Regions from separate parts of the Mus musculus genome. Here region 1 is linked to region 2. A link is a contact called in ENCODE Hi-C or POLR2A ChIA-PET data. All regions are on one chromosome and are shown on one strand. The core of a region is the stretch at or near the end of the contact, and the rest is flanking DNA. Distances in the headings are between cores, read along the strand shown. Region 1 holds the start of Ankrd26 (ankyrin repeat domain 26). Region 2 holds the start of Zfp248 (zinc finger protein 248).

What was found. A loop is a pair of places that touch in the nucleus more often than their neighbours do. ChIA-PET counts read pairs that join two places held with the same protein, here RNA polymerase II (POLR2A).
Region 1: a map of T-helper 1 cell shows a loop between it and region 2 (2.0-fold over the local background). The contact joins the promoter of Ankrd26 here to the promoter of Zfp248 in region 2. A Hi-C loop is called at or near these places in 1 of 37 maps with a recorded cell type or tissue (T-helper 1 cell). POLR2A ChIA-PET finds 5 or more read pairs at or near these places in 1 of 5 experiments (Patski).

The regions. Positions count from the first base shown.
Region 1 is chr6:118,556,720-118,564,446 of GRCm38, reverse strand. Ankrd26 (ankyrin repeat domain 26) reads left to right here and starts at 2,176. Exons shown (of 34, transcript NM_001081112.2): 1 at 2,176-2,634; 2 at 5,062-5,176; 3 at 5,336-5,509. The coding sequence starts at 2,390.
Region 2 is chr6:118,450,374-118,457,414 of GRCm38, reverse strand. Zfp248 (zinc finger protein 248) reads left to right here and starts at 1,909. Exons shown (of 6, transcript NM_028335.2): 1 at 1,909-1,999; 2 at 2,504-2,738; 3 at 3,528-3,569. The coding sequence starts at 3,555.

The DNA of each region.
Region 1 (7,727 bases), core at 927-3,426, 110 kb before region 2:
ACACACACACACACACACACACACACACGCATAATGCTGAGCTTCAAAAGGCAGTTCTTGTCTCAACTGCCTTGATGAGGTTTTATGGGTGTACTCTCCTCTCATATCCAGAAGACACTAATGAGTCCTCTTGTTCTAACAATCATTCTACCCTCTAGCCTTCCATGGAGTCTCTGGGGCTTGGGTATATAGGGGATTTGTTGTAATGTATCAGCTGGGGTTGGGGACCCTATGGTCCACTACTGCCAGTTTCCTAAGGCACTATTATGTCTAACTTTAGTATAATTTTACATTTGAGGTTTCTATGTTATGTGTATGAATGTCCCATTTGCATGCCTGTCTATGTGCCACATATATGCAGAGCCAATGAAAGGTAGAAGAGGGCATCAGGTCCCCTGGAACTTGTACAACCGACCAATGCTAGTCTTCATCACATGGGTGCCGGACAGTCAGTGCTCTATCGGCTGAGCCATAGCTCCAATCCCCTGTACTTGTGTTCTAAATACTTGTCCTTGTACCCACAGATGAGTGTAAGTCTCACCCCTTGCCAAAGAAGCTTCTTTTTGCAACAGGTGGAGGTTACTAAAGCAATCTACAGCTGGTCAAAATGCAGAGAATAACTAGCTAATAGTTAAATGGACCCAGAGCAAAGCCCAGAGCAGTGTGATAGAGAGACAGAAAGCAGGGGCAGTGGTCTACACCCAAAACACCAGCTTTCCAAAGCGGAGGCAGGAGAATCATTAAGGTTCAAGGGTAGCATAGGCTAGAGTGAGATTCTGTTTTACACACACACACACAGAGGCACACATGCACACACATGCGCGCACACACACACAAAGATAAAATTAGCAATAGAATTTATTTCAATTTTTATTACAAAAGATATAGTCAAATCAAAAACCTGTGGAATCATTCCATTGAGTACAGCATGTATTACAGATCCACACTGCAGAAGTGGGATTCCTGTGGGTTGGGGAGCAGGGGGAGGGGGTAGGATAGGAAAGCTGATAACATTCGAAATGTAAAGAAAATATCTAATAAAAAATTAAAAATTAAAAAAAAAAAGAAGCTGTACCATAGGAACTGACTGATCTGAACTACTGCCGTAGCAAGTTTTGAACGTTGCAAGTCCAGAAGCAAATCACATTGAGCCATCGTGTTCTCCTGTGCGTGGGACCTAGCTTCTTTATGTCCAGGAGGTAAAGCCTTTGGAATGTCCACTGGGACTCCTAGCTTCCATCAGCCAAAGGGGGTAAGAAATTCATCAACTGCCATCTGAGGGGTGTTAACACAAAACCCACTTACCTGACGTACCCACCGACGTATCTGAAAAGTGGGTTGATTTGTTGTCGTTTCTATTAAAATTGGAACATGAAACAGGATTTGAGGTAGCCTGAATTTGAGGTAGTTCCTGCGGCCACTGGAGGTCCTATTAGGCACGAACGGTATTTTATTCCCTTTGAGGTGAGTTGTGGCTTTAGATTGACAAAATTTATTAACAATTTAAAACGTCAAGGTGAACACTTACACTGGAAAACTGCTTACTAAGTATTACTTTTTCCAGGTCCAAAACCAAAAATTTACACACATCATATCGTTTCATTCAGATCCCAAATGCAGACAACCTTTTCTTCTTACCTCCCATCAGCTTGTCTAACTCATATACTGACTCTTTAGGCTGTGAAACACGATCATTTATTGCACTAATTCCCAAACTACTTAGCTTAACAAAATCTCTTCCCTTACTCTTCCACGCCACGATTCCATCCATGCTGTTTGTAGTTTACTTTTTGATTATCGCCTACCTAGAGTCCAATAGGTTTGCTCCCCAACAGGTTTAACTGCCACTGAAACACAAGGCCAAAGCTAAGCAGGGAGGCCGGACTCCAGAAGGTTCTGCGCCCATCTGCCAGGCGCCCTCAATGCCCGCAGTCCTGGAGTACTGGGTCTGGGTTCCACGCTGCTGAGCGACCCCCATTCCTGTTGAAGCCTTGCAGCGATCACGCCCAAACCGAGGCTAACCCGGGCCTCTGGAAACAACACACTGCCCACCTCCGCCTTAAACCCCGGGTTAGAGAACCCGCTAGGTTGCAGCGCCCTGACCTCCTGAACAGCAAAGAAGGCGGAGCCTGGCCGTGCGCACGCGTGCTGGGCACTGGTCGCTGCTGGGCCTGTGTGAGCATGCGCGGCAGCAAGAAGGCGCGGGTTGCTAGTTTGCAGCTCGGCTTGGCGATTATTGTGCTTTAAAAACCTGCCGGGCCATGCAGCGTCTTTCCCGGTGGGATCCCGTGCGTCTAGGCCGGCTTTTCAATAAGTGCCCTAGCTGCGTTGTGTTGTCAGCCAACGTTGCGCGGGGAAGAAGGTGCCTGTGAGGGGCGTACCCTCTGCCATGAAGAAGATTTTTGGCTTCAGGAGTAAGGGCCCATCGCCCTTAGGCCCCTCTGCCCGCCCGCGCAGCAACTGCGTGGGCTTTGGACGCGAGAGTGCTAGTGGCTCCCACGTGCCCAGGTACCATATTCACGACAAGGATATGGGCAAGATCCACAAGGCTGCAAGCGTGGGAGATGTAGCCAAAGTGCAGCATATCCTTATCCTTGGAAAAAGTGGCGTGAACGATAGAGACAAGAAGGACAGGTAATAAATGGCCCGCCAGTTAGCGGGGCGGGACGAAGCTGGTGGGGGAGCGTGCACCTACCTTGTCTGGCTTTGGGGCTGGAAGACAGAGAGTCTATCTTTCATTAAGGAAGCTTGACTCTTCCCACCTGGCTTTGAATGCCTAAGTCTTAGTGGGGTCTAAGCCCTGACCTGTATGAACAGCAAGGACAGCAACAAAAAACACTTCAGCTGGTTTCTGATCCACTGACAGTTCCCTTCACTGGCAATGTAAAGCGAGTTAACTAACATTTTAACTTTCTGCATACATATAAGAAAGTTTTATGTTGTAGAAATACATAATAGGAGAAATGTTTCTGTTCAAGGTTAAAAATTCTTCCACTAACATACAGGATCCATCTTATCACTGCCGTACACCTGTGTGAATGGTTTTGGTTGGTTGGTTTGTTTTTACTGCATTTTGAAGTGGGAAAATAGTTCCATATTCTCGAGTCAAAGATTGGTAATTCCCAGAACTCGAACTCTGAATATCCTGATCAATTTAACGTAAGCCAAACCCGACCGTCAGCGTTTTAACAATTTTGAGTTTCTTATGTTGCTTTTGATTTTGTGATGAGACGAGAAAAAAAAAACTTTCTAAAGGATAAAACTACTAGTTTTCACAAGTCAGTCGTTTACTAGCAGCCAAAGAGACACAGCAGTGAGCAGGGTGGAATAGAAAACCCAGAACATATCCAATCAAGTATATGTAAGAATTTAGATATTGCTGGGCAGTGGTGGCTCATGCCTTTAATCCCAGCACTTGGGAGGCAGAGGCAGGTGGATTTCTGAGTTCGGGGCCAGCCTGGTCTACAGAGTGAGCTCCGTGACAACCAAGGCTACACAGAGAAATCCTGTCTCAAAAAACAAAACAAAACGAAAAAACCAACCAACCAAACAAACAAACAAAAAAACCAAAAAAGAATTTAGAAGTTGATTCTGGTGACACCCCAGTTAGTAGGGAACAAACACTTAGGAATGAAATGGTTGTTGACTTGTTTGGAGAAAACTAGCAACATTTCTATGTCACTAAAATAAATCCCTGATAGAATATAAGTTAAACACTAAAAGAAAACACAGTGAGAAAAGTACCAAAACAAAACAAAGAGATGAGGAACGACTGCAGAACCACTGTGTGTGTGAGTGTGTGTGAGTGTGTGTGTACACACCCGTGTATGTATCCGTGTATTGGTGATTGAATGCAGGTTTGTAGTGTATCCTCAGGATACTTTCTAACATTGAGCTTTTTAAAATGAAGCATTCTCAAGACCCATTGAACAAAATCTGAGGATAAAGGGACTGTATACTTGCAAAGTGTTCACAGTATGTATGTATATATATAATATATATACACACATATGTATATATATTAGTATATATGTGTGTTATAGATAGATAGATAGATAGATAGATAGATAGATAGATAGATAGATGAGAGCAGTGTTCCTGCTGAAGCTGGTGTTGCTTAGGGCTTCCCAGTAGATGCACTGATTTTTATGTTGCTTTGTATCGTGGGTGGGAGGGGAAGTACGTCTGCTTCCATCCTTTAGTTTGTGTGGCTTTAGTGAGATGTGTTTCACTCAGACAAACAGTAGTGTTATTCAGGGGATCTCCCCCACCCACCCCATTGGTTCAAATATGGTTTATTCTTTTGTATTCATAGCCTGGGGTTTGCTGGTATACTGTTAGTCCTTTCCATCCCCAGTTCTCATCTCTTTATCTGTCCCCTGTCATACCTGCCCCTCACCCATGCACACATACACAAGAACTGCAGGCTCGCCTTGTGGCCAGGGCTGTCGCTCTATTTTCTTTCTTTTTAATATTCTTAAGAGAGATAGATGATAGATAGGTAGGTAGATAGATAGATAGATAGATAGATAGATAGATAGATAGATAGATGAGAGTGTGTCTGTGTGTGTGTGTGTGTTAGTGAAGATGTGTGTATGCCATGCTGTGCTTGTGGAAGCCAGATAACTTTCAGGAGTCAGTTCTCCTTTTAACATAGGATTTAGGGAGTGTATTGAGGTTGTTGGGCTTTTGTGGCCAATGCCTTTGTCCAGAGAAAGGCTAAGTGATGACTAGTAAGCAGCAGACCTTAAAGCCATGTTTATACCCAAGTCCAAGCCACATCCAAAGGATATATACACTTCTTTGCAAATTGGCTGCTCTGGGCTAGGAATGTAACTCAGTAATTGTTTGCTTAGCAAAAGTCTCTGCTGCAAAACACACACACACACACACACACACACACACACACACACACACACGGTTGTATTTTCAAGAATGTACTGTTGTCTGCAGAAAAATACTTGTTTTGAAAGAAGATATAACATAGCGTTCTACATTTCATGAAATGTATTTTTAGATGATACTATGTAGTTTTCCTAAGATGTGCTCTGGTTTTCACAGGACTGCTCTACATCTTGCCTGTGCTTACGGCCACCCAGAAGTGGTGACTCTCTTAGTAGAGAGAAAATGTGAGATAGATGCCCGTGACAGCGAGAGCAGCACGGCCCTCATTAAGGTACCAGCAGCCAGCACTTCTGGCTGAATTGCGTCTCATTTAAACACTTGGGGCATAAAAGACCTCGATTTGATTTAAATATAGTAATAAGTAAAGCCGACAATGTGTGTATTTTGAATCCCTAAGCTGATGATTTTCTCCTTGATGCACTAACACCAGGCCGTGCAGTGCCAGGAGGAAGAATGTGCAGCCATACTGCTGGACCACGGGGCCGATCCAAATGTGATGGACAGCAGCGGCAACACCGCCCTCCACTACGCGGTCTACAGTGAGAACACGTCCATGGCAGCCAAACTGCTCGCACACAATGCAAACATAGAAGCCAAAAACAAGGTATAACGGCATCTTTCTTTCCAAAATCACCAAAGACACAGAGACACATCGTGAAGGTCATTCTTGTCACCCTGACTGGACTGAGAAAACACTGCTGTGTATTTTATAGGAATGTGTTCAGAAATGCTCAGATCATGAGGTCTCGGGATCTAAGTAATGTTTGAATCCATTGGTTAGAATGTAAGATTGAATAGAATTGCCCCTTTAAGGTACTGTGGCTGTGATAAAGGTAATCCATACACCAGTCAGGATCTCGCTGATCAAGCCAGTGTCTTATTTTCTTCTTACTGCGGTCATTTATTTATTTGTAGGGGTAGGAGGTGCCTGTGCGCCACAGTGGACGTGCAGAGAGCAGAGGACAGCTTTAGGGAGTTGCCCGCCCGGGTGTCAGGGTTGAACTCGGGTTGAAGGGCTTAGCAGTGAGAACCTTCACCTGCTGACCCATCTCTCCCCCTGCCTCCCAAACCAATTGCATTTTAAAAAATGTCCTTTTTACCCTTTTAGAAAAGTTAGATGTTTTAAGGGCTAGAGAAATAGCTCAGAGGTTAAGAGCACTTGCTGACTTACAAAAGACCCGAGTTCTGTTCCCAGCACCTGCCTGGTGGCTCACAATCATCCCTAACTCCTCTTCCAGGGACCCTCTTGCCTTCTACTGCTGTTGTGTTAGGTTTTTTTTGTTTGTTTGTTTTTCCTAAGACTGTGAGGTCCATTGCTAGGCTATTTATCTAAGAGCTCTCTGACTTTTCAGTGTTAAAACAGCTATAAACGTTCCTCCTGGATCCTCCTCTGCGACCCAGAGGTCACCTTTCATTTTCCTTTCATTCCAGGACCTTTTACATTTGCTCCCTGATTTCTTCCATCTCCTGATATTTATGTGGCTTCTTTGCTTTTGATTTCTAGTTTTCTTTCACTATAGTAATACAAGAAGTGATTTTGGTCCTTTTTGCATATGTTAGACTTGATTTGTGGTCTAGGATGTGGTGTGTTTTAGAGAAGCTCGGAGAGGCTGCTGAGACAGGCGTGTATTCCATACCTGTTGTAAGAACTGTTGCGTGAAGATCGCTTAAGCGCATTTGGTCTGTGGCATAGTTTGACTCTGAGGTTTCTTCTTTGAATTCTGATTTGAATGAGCTATCTAAAGATGCGAGTAGGGTGTTGACATCACTCACTGTTATCCTATCAGAATCTGACCTTCACGCCCATCCTAATTCTGGTTCTCTCTGGTCAGATTACTGTTTGTTCTTTTATTTATCGTCCCGTTAATTTTATGAGTTTGTTGTTCTATTGTTTTGGACATGATAGCTTTCCTTTGCTCCTTTTATGAAATCTGGGAGTCCGTTTCCTCGTCTCACTGTGGGATCAAGTCATCTGCAAGTACTTGGTTTTTTTTTTTTTTTTTTTTTTTTTACCCACTGAACCATCTTGGCAGGCTCTTGTATTTTACAGTGGTGGCTTGCTTGTTGTGAATTGCCTTAGTGTGTGTGTGTGTGTGTGTGTGTGTGTTGTGAAGTGTTCTTAGGTCTCAGGTAGCTATAAATGATAGCTTTGCTGGAGATAGCACAAGAGTTGGCAGTTACTTACTTTAGGGGCTTGAGATAATATTGTTCTCTATATGCAGATGGCTCTCCTGATGAGAGATCTGCTGTGTTTGCCCCTGAGGTCAGTTGGTGTTTTGACATCTTGACTGTTATCTGTCATGGGGCAGGTCTTCTCGAATTGTATCGTTGATGCCTCATGTTTTGGGATGCTTCTTTTTTTGAGATCTGTGAGATTTGTTTTATTTTGATTTCATCGAATAGATTCCCCCGGGCATTAGTATTTGTCTCAGCGCCTTTGCCTAGCCCACTGGTTTTTAAGTGTTACATTTGTGTTGGTGATTTATATTTTGTCTAAGATTAAATGACAAAAACACCTGAGTCTCAATTAAAATGATGCCAGCGTAACAAAAAACAAACAAACAAATGAAAAACAGTAGGGTATCCAGGTTCTTCATGAGCAACAGTAACCCTTGCTCCTGCGCCTTGCAGTGGAAACAGCATCCCTTCACACTCTAAGAGAACCCCGCAGACCTTTTAGTAATAAGGGCATGTCCATTGGCATCTAGGTCTTTTAATTAAGTGCCCATCTCCTTAGAGACTCACTTGAAGCAGGAGTGTCTGACACTGGACCCTGGAATCCTGGCATAAACAGAGGAGAAGCAGGGAGTTTGCATCCTAGA
Region 2 (7,041 bases), core at 660-3,159:
AATTCAGAAGCCACGTTAAAACCTACTTGTATTTATTTGGAATTCTGGGGAAGGTAAAACTATATAGTACAGAGAATAAATCAGCCTATAGGGAGGATGGGGAGGGAGCAAAGTAGACAGAATGACAGTCATCGAGAACAAACTAAATACACAAGTTCATACTAATGTAGGTAACGCTGGATGAACCAACAAGAGCAATGAGATGCTTCATCTCAAGTATCCTGAAGCAATGGAGGACAGGATGGAGAAGCCATTATGAACTGGGAGAGACTAAGAAGGCTTGGTGCCTTCAGGGACTTCTGGTATTTTTGGATTTGTTCCTGGAGCAAAAATAGAAAAATCACTGGAGAAGGGAGAGTTGAATAAATCCTATAGTTTACTTCTTTTCATAATAAGTGTTCCTCAGAGACATCATCTGCTCACTTGAGTTAAATATGTGTGAACACTATGTTGATCTGTTTTCCCCCTAAGATTTGAGGTTCATGCAGCCCATGTGGGCCTTGAACTGTCTATGTAGCGAGAGACCAACATCTTTCTGGGGATGGTCAGCCTGGCCCAGCAGAAGCAGCTATCCTTTTAATGCTATTCAGCACTAGGGTTGTGGCTTCTCTCTCTTTTATCCAGAGAATATTCATGATGATGATCTTTTAGTTTAGACTACTTTCCAGGATTTTATATAAATTTGTTTCACATTCACAAACTAATTAGTTAGTTAAAATATTACATAATTTTCCCCTTCCCTGTCCTCCCTTCTACCTCTACCCTATATCTAACTCCCCTTTCTCCACAGCCTTTTTTCTTTAACCACTCTTTTTACACACACACACACACACACACACACACACACACACACACACACACAAATAGAAACTTCTGCATCCCTCAGTGTTGCCTGCAGGTGTATGCCTTTGGGGACTGACTGACCACTTGGTATTGGACAACAACTCATGGGGCTCACCCCTGGGGAAGACTAATTCTCTCTCTCTCTCTCTCTCTCTCTCTCTCTCTCTCTCTCTCTCTCTCTCTCTGTGTGTGTGTGTGTGTGTGTGTGTGTGTGTGTGTAGTTGCTGATTGTCTGCAATTCTTCATCTTGGGATGCCAGGAGAGAAGCGAGGCCTATAGCACGAGGCTAGTGAGATCATGAATCTTATAGGAAACCCTACCACTGCCACTGTCCCAAAGTAGCACAATTCATAACTACATTCCCTATACGTATCATTATACCCACAGGTAAGCGTAGCTCTCATCCCTTAACAAAGACATTCTTTTTACAGCAGTTAGAGACCATTACCGAAGGACACACCTTGTCAAAATACAGTGAGCAACTGAGGGAAGAGTTCTCAGCCCAACTGATATAACACTCCTCCACCTAAGGCTCGAGCAATGCTGCAGAAGACCTGGTAGAGATTTTAAGAGCCAGAGGATAGGGAAGTCTGATGTGAGATTGTGTCTTGTAGCTAGGACAGGGAAGCCACGCCTATGAAATCTCAGCAAAGTGACCAAGTCCTGAACTATTCCAACACCAGTTGACATTCCAACATAATTTTTAACACATCTTTCCTTCTTTTTGAGTGTAGAAAATATATTAATTTGATCCCCAGTCCCCAGGGTAGTGACAGAAGGCTGGCGCTAGATAGAATAAAGATACAGAAAACTGTCGCGGTGTACCAGAAAGTCCCATCCTGGGAAATGAGTCTGACAAGGTCGTGTTTACACTGCAAACACCTTTACTTCTTACATAAAGTAACCCTGGTTTCTAGACGCCTTCAACAGCATCATTTTACAATACAGAGTGAGACAGGAGCTGACTCCGTTTTCCAGGCAACAGTCCTTCTTCCAACACTGGACGTGGAGACCCCACTACGAGCACCGTTGGGCGCACCGCCCCTTCCTCTGCGCATGCGCAAACTGCAGTCCTGCTCCTGGTCCATCCGTGGCCTCGCGTACCTCCTGGGAAACAACTCCTGGCCTTCGGCACGGTGCACTGCAGGAGCGGCGGGTGAGCCTTAGACAGCATCAAGGGCGGAGGGTTCTGGGAGCTCGGGCCATCCTGGTCGCTGTTGGCAGCAACCAGGGACCAGCGGGGTGGAGGGCTGTATGGGGAAACGCCGGGGTGCGCTGGGACTCCATGGCTCGGGCTTGCGGGATCCGGATAGTCCCGCACTTCTGCAGAGCTAATCTAGGGCCTCTAGCTCGTGCTACGCCTGCGCATTTTGCCCACTAGGCGGGGAAGATGCGGGGTGGTTGGGCGGAACCCTGAGGAGTTGACTCACGCATGGCGCGAGCGTGACGCGGTGACGCATCCGTTCTCTGGCTGCTGGGGCTAGATGCTGGGATGTGGGGGGCGAGCGGGTAAGCCAGGTCCCGAGTGAATGAATTACTGGGACAGAATAACCTACCCGAGACTCGGTTTCCTTTTGTGCACAGTGTGACTATTACGAATACTTGCTGCAATTTTCTTTTCTTTTCTTTTTTCTTTTTCTTTTTTTTTTTTATTTTTAAGCTACTACTAGGGAGCCCACCCTCGCAGGGGGCCTTTGGACTGGTCCCTAGGGCGCAGTGTTTGGAGTGGAAGAGGAAAGTGGTTAGCTAGCCACCAAACCTCCTGCCCCCTCACACACCCGGGATCCCAGTTCTGAATTTGGTTCTCGCTCATGTGTTTTGTGAAAATGACAGTGTCCTGAAACCATGGAAGACTGTGTGCTCGCCGAAAGTCTGGGACAAGTTTAAGGAGAGAGGTGAGCTGGAGTTGAGAGAGATGGGTGCATACAGGCTGCACATGGAATGCTAGTTCTTGGAAAACGATTGGGAGTGAAAGGCTCACAGGTCCGGAATTGCTATCACTGCCCCTACCTCCACATCTTATGCATCCCTCCTACCTGGTTAACTGTGGAGAGGCGGTCCCTTAGACTCTTGACTCATGTGAAGGTGGCATGTAGGGACACGCTTGCTATTATGGCCATATGTTTCCATCGGACAGTAGTGTAGGTGGGTCCTGAGAATCTCAACATCTTGCAGGTTTTTAGTGACACAACCGGGGCCTGCAGATGGCTGTATATTTTGTCTCTTTGAGGTGCAAGTTTCTTATCAAGCGATCGTTTTGAGAATTGTAAGCAAGCAACTTGGAATGTAAGCAAATACATTTTGAAATTTTTATCTTGCCTTAAAAGCCCCGTTCATTTCCTTGACTTACCTGACTTCAAGGGATTAATGGTGTTAGATTTAACAAAACCTCCTGATTCCCACCGCTGTCTCCGCACTCCCTCATTTTCCTTGATCATCAGTCCGGACAAGCCCATAGCCTTTCCTCCTTTAGATTATCATTTGCTGAATTAAAAAGATTGTCTCATGTTTTTAATTCTCCTGTAAGTTGGGTGCTAAGGGAAAACAAGCGTTTGCATTCATTCAGTGCAAAGGATCTAAACTCAACTTATGTTAGAGCCACACCTGAAGAAGTAACACCTTGCTTGTGGCTGCATGCAGGGCAGGCCAAGTCTCTGCTGACATCATTCTTCCTTCTCCCTCAGCTTTCCCTCCTCCACTCAGAGCAGAAAATGAACAAATCCCAGGTGAGTTTTTTTGGCTTATTTATTCCCATTTTGTTGATTGTTTTGTTTTTCAGTGAAAAAGTAGATCAGGCAAAAGTTTACAGCCACTGTAAAAATTTGCATCGGGCCAGTTGCCAGAATTGGGTGGAAGCTTTTGAAAGTCACAGAAATATCGGCTGACAAAAATTTCTCTGTGTTTTCTGGTAGTCGCACGGAGGTGAATGTGATCTGTTGTCTATCATCCTTTCTTGTTAAAACCAGATACTAGTTCAAGCCTAACACCGAGGCTGGAGTAGACTGCTCTGGCTCTCCCGGAACGGACTCTAAAGGAGATGACAGAATCTGCAGCCCTATGTATTCTCAACGTAGCTGTCCTAAATGTTCAGCCAGCTCATTAAAGTCTAGGTCAATTTGCATGTGGGCAGCTTATGTTTATGCATTTCTTGTTTACATTCAACCTGAAAAATAAGGCCATATCCCCTCACTGCCATTCACCCAAATCAGTTCTAGAAAAGGCCACCAAATTGCCTTCCAGGCCAGCCAGCAAATGTTCCTGTCATGGCCTTTCTTGACTGTCAGCAGTATTTGGTAGTTTTGCCAGTGGACTGTTTTAAAGATTTATTTTATTATTTTTAAATAAGTTGCTTTTCATACAATGTATTTTTATCATATTCTTTCCTCCCTCAACTCCTTCCAGATTCTCCACACCCAACTTCATGTTCCTTCTCCTCTGCCAAAAAATCAAAAGAGTCAACATCAACAAAATCCAAAAATTGAAAATAAGACAAAACGAAAAGTACACTTACACAGGTGCGCACACACACGCACAAGCCTACACACACATGTGCACACATATAGATGCGCAAGCCTGCGCGCGCACACACACACACACACACACACACACACACCTGACTGATTTTTCACCAGCCCATGTGAACTTGTCTTTTTTTTTTTGCCCCAGACATTTCTTTCACCCTTGACCCTCCATTCCTTGTTTTACCAGTGGGTCTCATGTGTCTTCTTTCTTTTTCTTAATGGTTTTGAATTACTAATATACTAACATTTAGAATAGTATATTCTAATAAAAATTTTAAAATTCTGAGCCAATGAAAAAAGCTAATGCAAAAGATACAGAAGTGTCTACTCCTTCCTGCTTCACCCTTTCTGTGTCCTGTAGGTCTGGTGACATTAATCCTCTCCAGACATTCTCACTGAGCATGAAAAGTATTCTATAAGTAACTATGTCAGTTGGCAAAATCTGGAACAATTCTAGATATGAATGCATGGTCATTCTATCATCGTTATTCAGTTTTGTAATAGCTACTTAAATAAAACTAAATAATTACTTATTAAATTAGAATATGCATGGCTATTCTCATATATCCCTTCCTTTTATATTTACAAATCTGATCTCGGAGCTTCTCAAGCTCGGTTGCACCTCTGAATCTGCAACATCCCTTTACCGTCGGTTCTGAGAGCGCAGATGTAGACGGAGCCCTGAATCTCCCTGTTTTCCTCCTTCCTTTTCTCTACCAATCCTCCTTCTCCTCCTACCTTCTTCCCCCTTCCTCTTTTTCTTCTTTCCCTTAGAGATTATATCTGAGGCCTTGAATACATTCAACAAGTGCTCTGGTACTGAGGTATACCCCTGCTCCTGAGTTTTTAAGGCAAACCCTTGTTTTGTAGCCCAGACAGGCCATTAACTCATGACCTGCCTCTGCTGTCCCAATGCTGGGGATGCCATGGACCACAAGCCCAGAGGGCTTCTGAATTTCTGCAGACAGATGCTTCACTCCTGAGCTGTGCCCTCTGAATGCTGCAGTTCTAATAAGTTCACGCCGGAATCCTGTTCTGCTGTTCTGGGGACCATCTTTGGAGGGCAAGCCCGCACACTGCATCCTCCATACTTCTTATTTCAGTTCACAGCGTGTGCCAGAATTCTCCGACAACGCACAAATTACTGTTGCTGTGCGTTCTCTCTCCCCCTCCCCTTCCCCCCTCTCCCCTCCATGCCTCCTTCCCCCTCTCCCCACCTCTCTCCTTTCCTCTTTTTGTTACAATCCCATAACAGTTGGATATCCAACTGTCTAACCTACACATTTATTAAACTAATGTTGTTCTAGCTGGGCGATGCCTTTAATCTCAGCACTCAGGAGGCAGAGACAGGTGGATTACTCTAGAGTTCAAGGCCAGTCTGGTCACAGAGCAAGTTCCAGGACAGTCAGGGCTACAAAGAGAGACACTGTTTCAGAAAAATCAATAAAACAAAACTGCTGCTGTTTTTTCACAGCTCTCTCTCTGTTTGTGTGTGTGTGTGTACACGCGCACGTGCGCATTTGTGTTTATTGTATAATTCATGTACGTGCGCATTTGTGTTTATTGTATAATTCATGTAGTTGTGTTCATGAGTTCCCAGGACTTGATCAGCTCTGTGGGCCTGCCTGTCTTGGCGTGACCATTTATAATCTCATTGACTGTGCGTGAGAATGCTTGTTTTCCCACAGGTTTTCTGGTAGACTGTGTGGTGAAGTTTTTGGATTGGGGGGAGCTTGAGTAAGTGGTATTTCAATATCCCCTCCCTCACTGCTACACACCTACTTTCAAATTCCCGACCCTCTGTACTTCACCCCATCTCCTCCCATATCTGCACTGACCCCCCTTTTTCCCTTCCTCTCCTCTCTCCCTCCCAGATCCCTCTCCCTCTACTTCCCAGAGATTATTCTCTTACCCCTACTGAGTAGTATTGTAGCATCTACACTTTGGTGGGATCTTCTTTCTTCTTGGGTTTCATATGGTCTGTGAGTTGTATCATGAGTATCCCGGGCTTGTTTTTGACTAATATCCACTTATCGGTGAGTACATACCAAGCGTGTTTTTTTGTGACTGGGTGACCTTACTCAGGATGATACTTTCAAGTTCCATCCATTTGCCTGTGAATTTCATGAAATCATTGTTTTTAATAGCTGAGTAGTACTCCATTGTGTAAATTTACCACATTTTCTGTATCCATTCGTCTGTTGAGGGACATCTGGATTGTTTCCATCTTTGACATTTATAAATAAGGCTGCTATGAACTTAGATAGTGGAACATGTGTCCTTGTGGTATGTTGGAGCATCATTTTGGTATTTGCCTAGGTGTGGTATAGCTGGGTCCTCAGGTAGAACTATTTCCAATTTTTTGAGGAGCCGCCAGACTGATTTCCAGAGTGGTTGTACCAGCTTGCAATCCCACCAGCAATGGAGGAGTGTTCCTCTTTCTCCACATCCTTGCCAGCATCTGCTGTCACCTGAGTTTTTGGTCTTAGCCATTCTGACTGGTGAGAGGTGGAATCTCAGGGTTTTTTTGATTTGCATTTCCCCAATGATTAAGGATGTTGAACATTTTTTTAGGTGCTGCTCAGCCATTCAGTATTCCTCAGTTGAGAATTCTTTGTTTAGTTCTGTACCCCATTTTTAATAGGGTTATTTGGTTCTCTGGAGTATAACTTTTTGA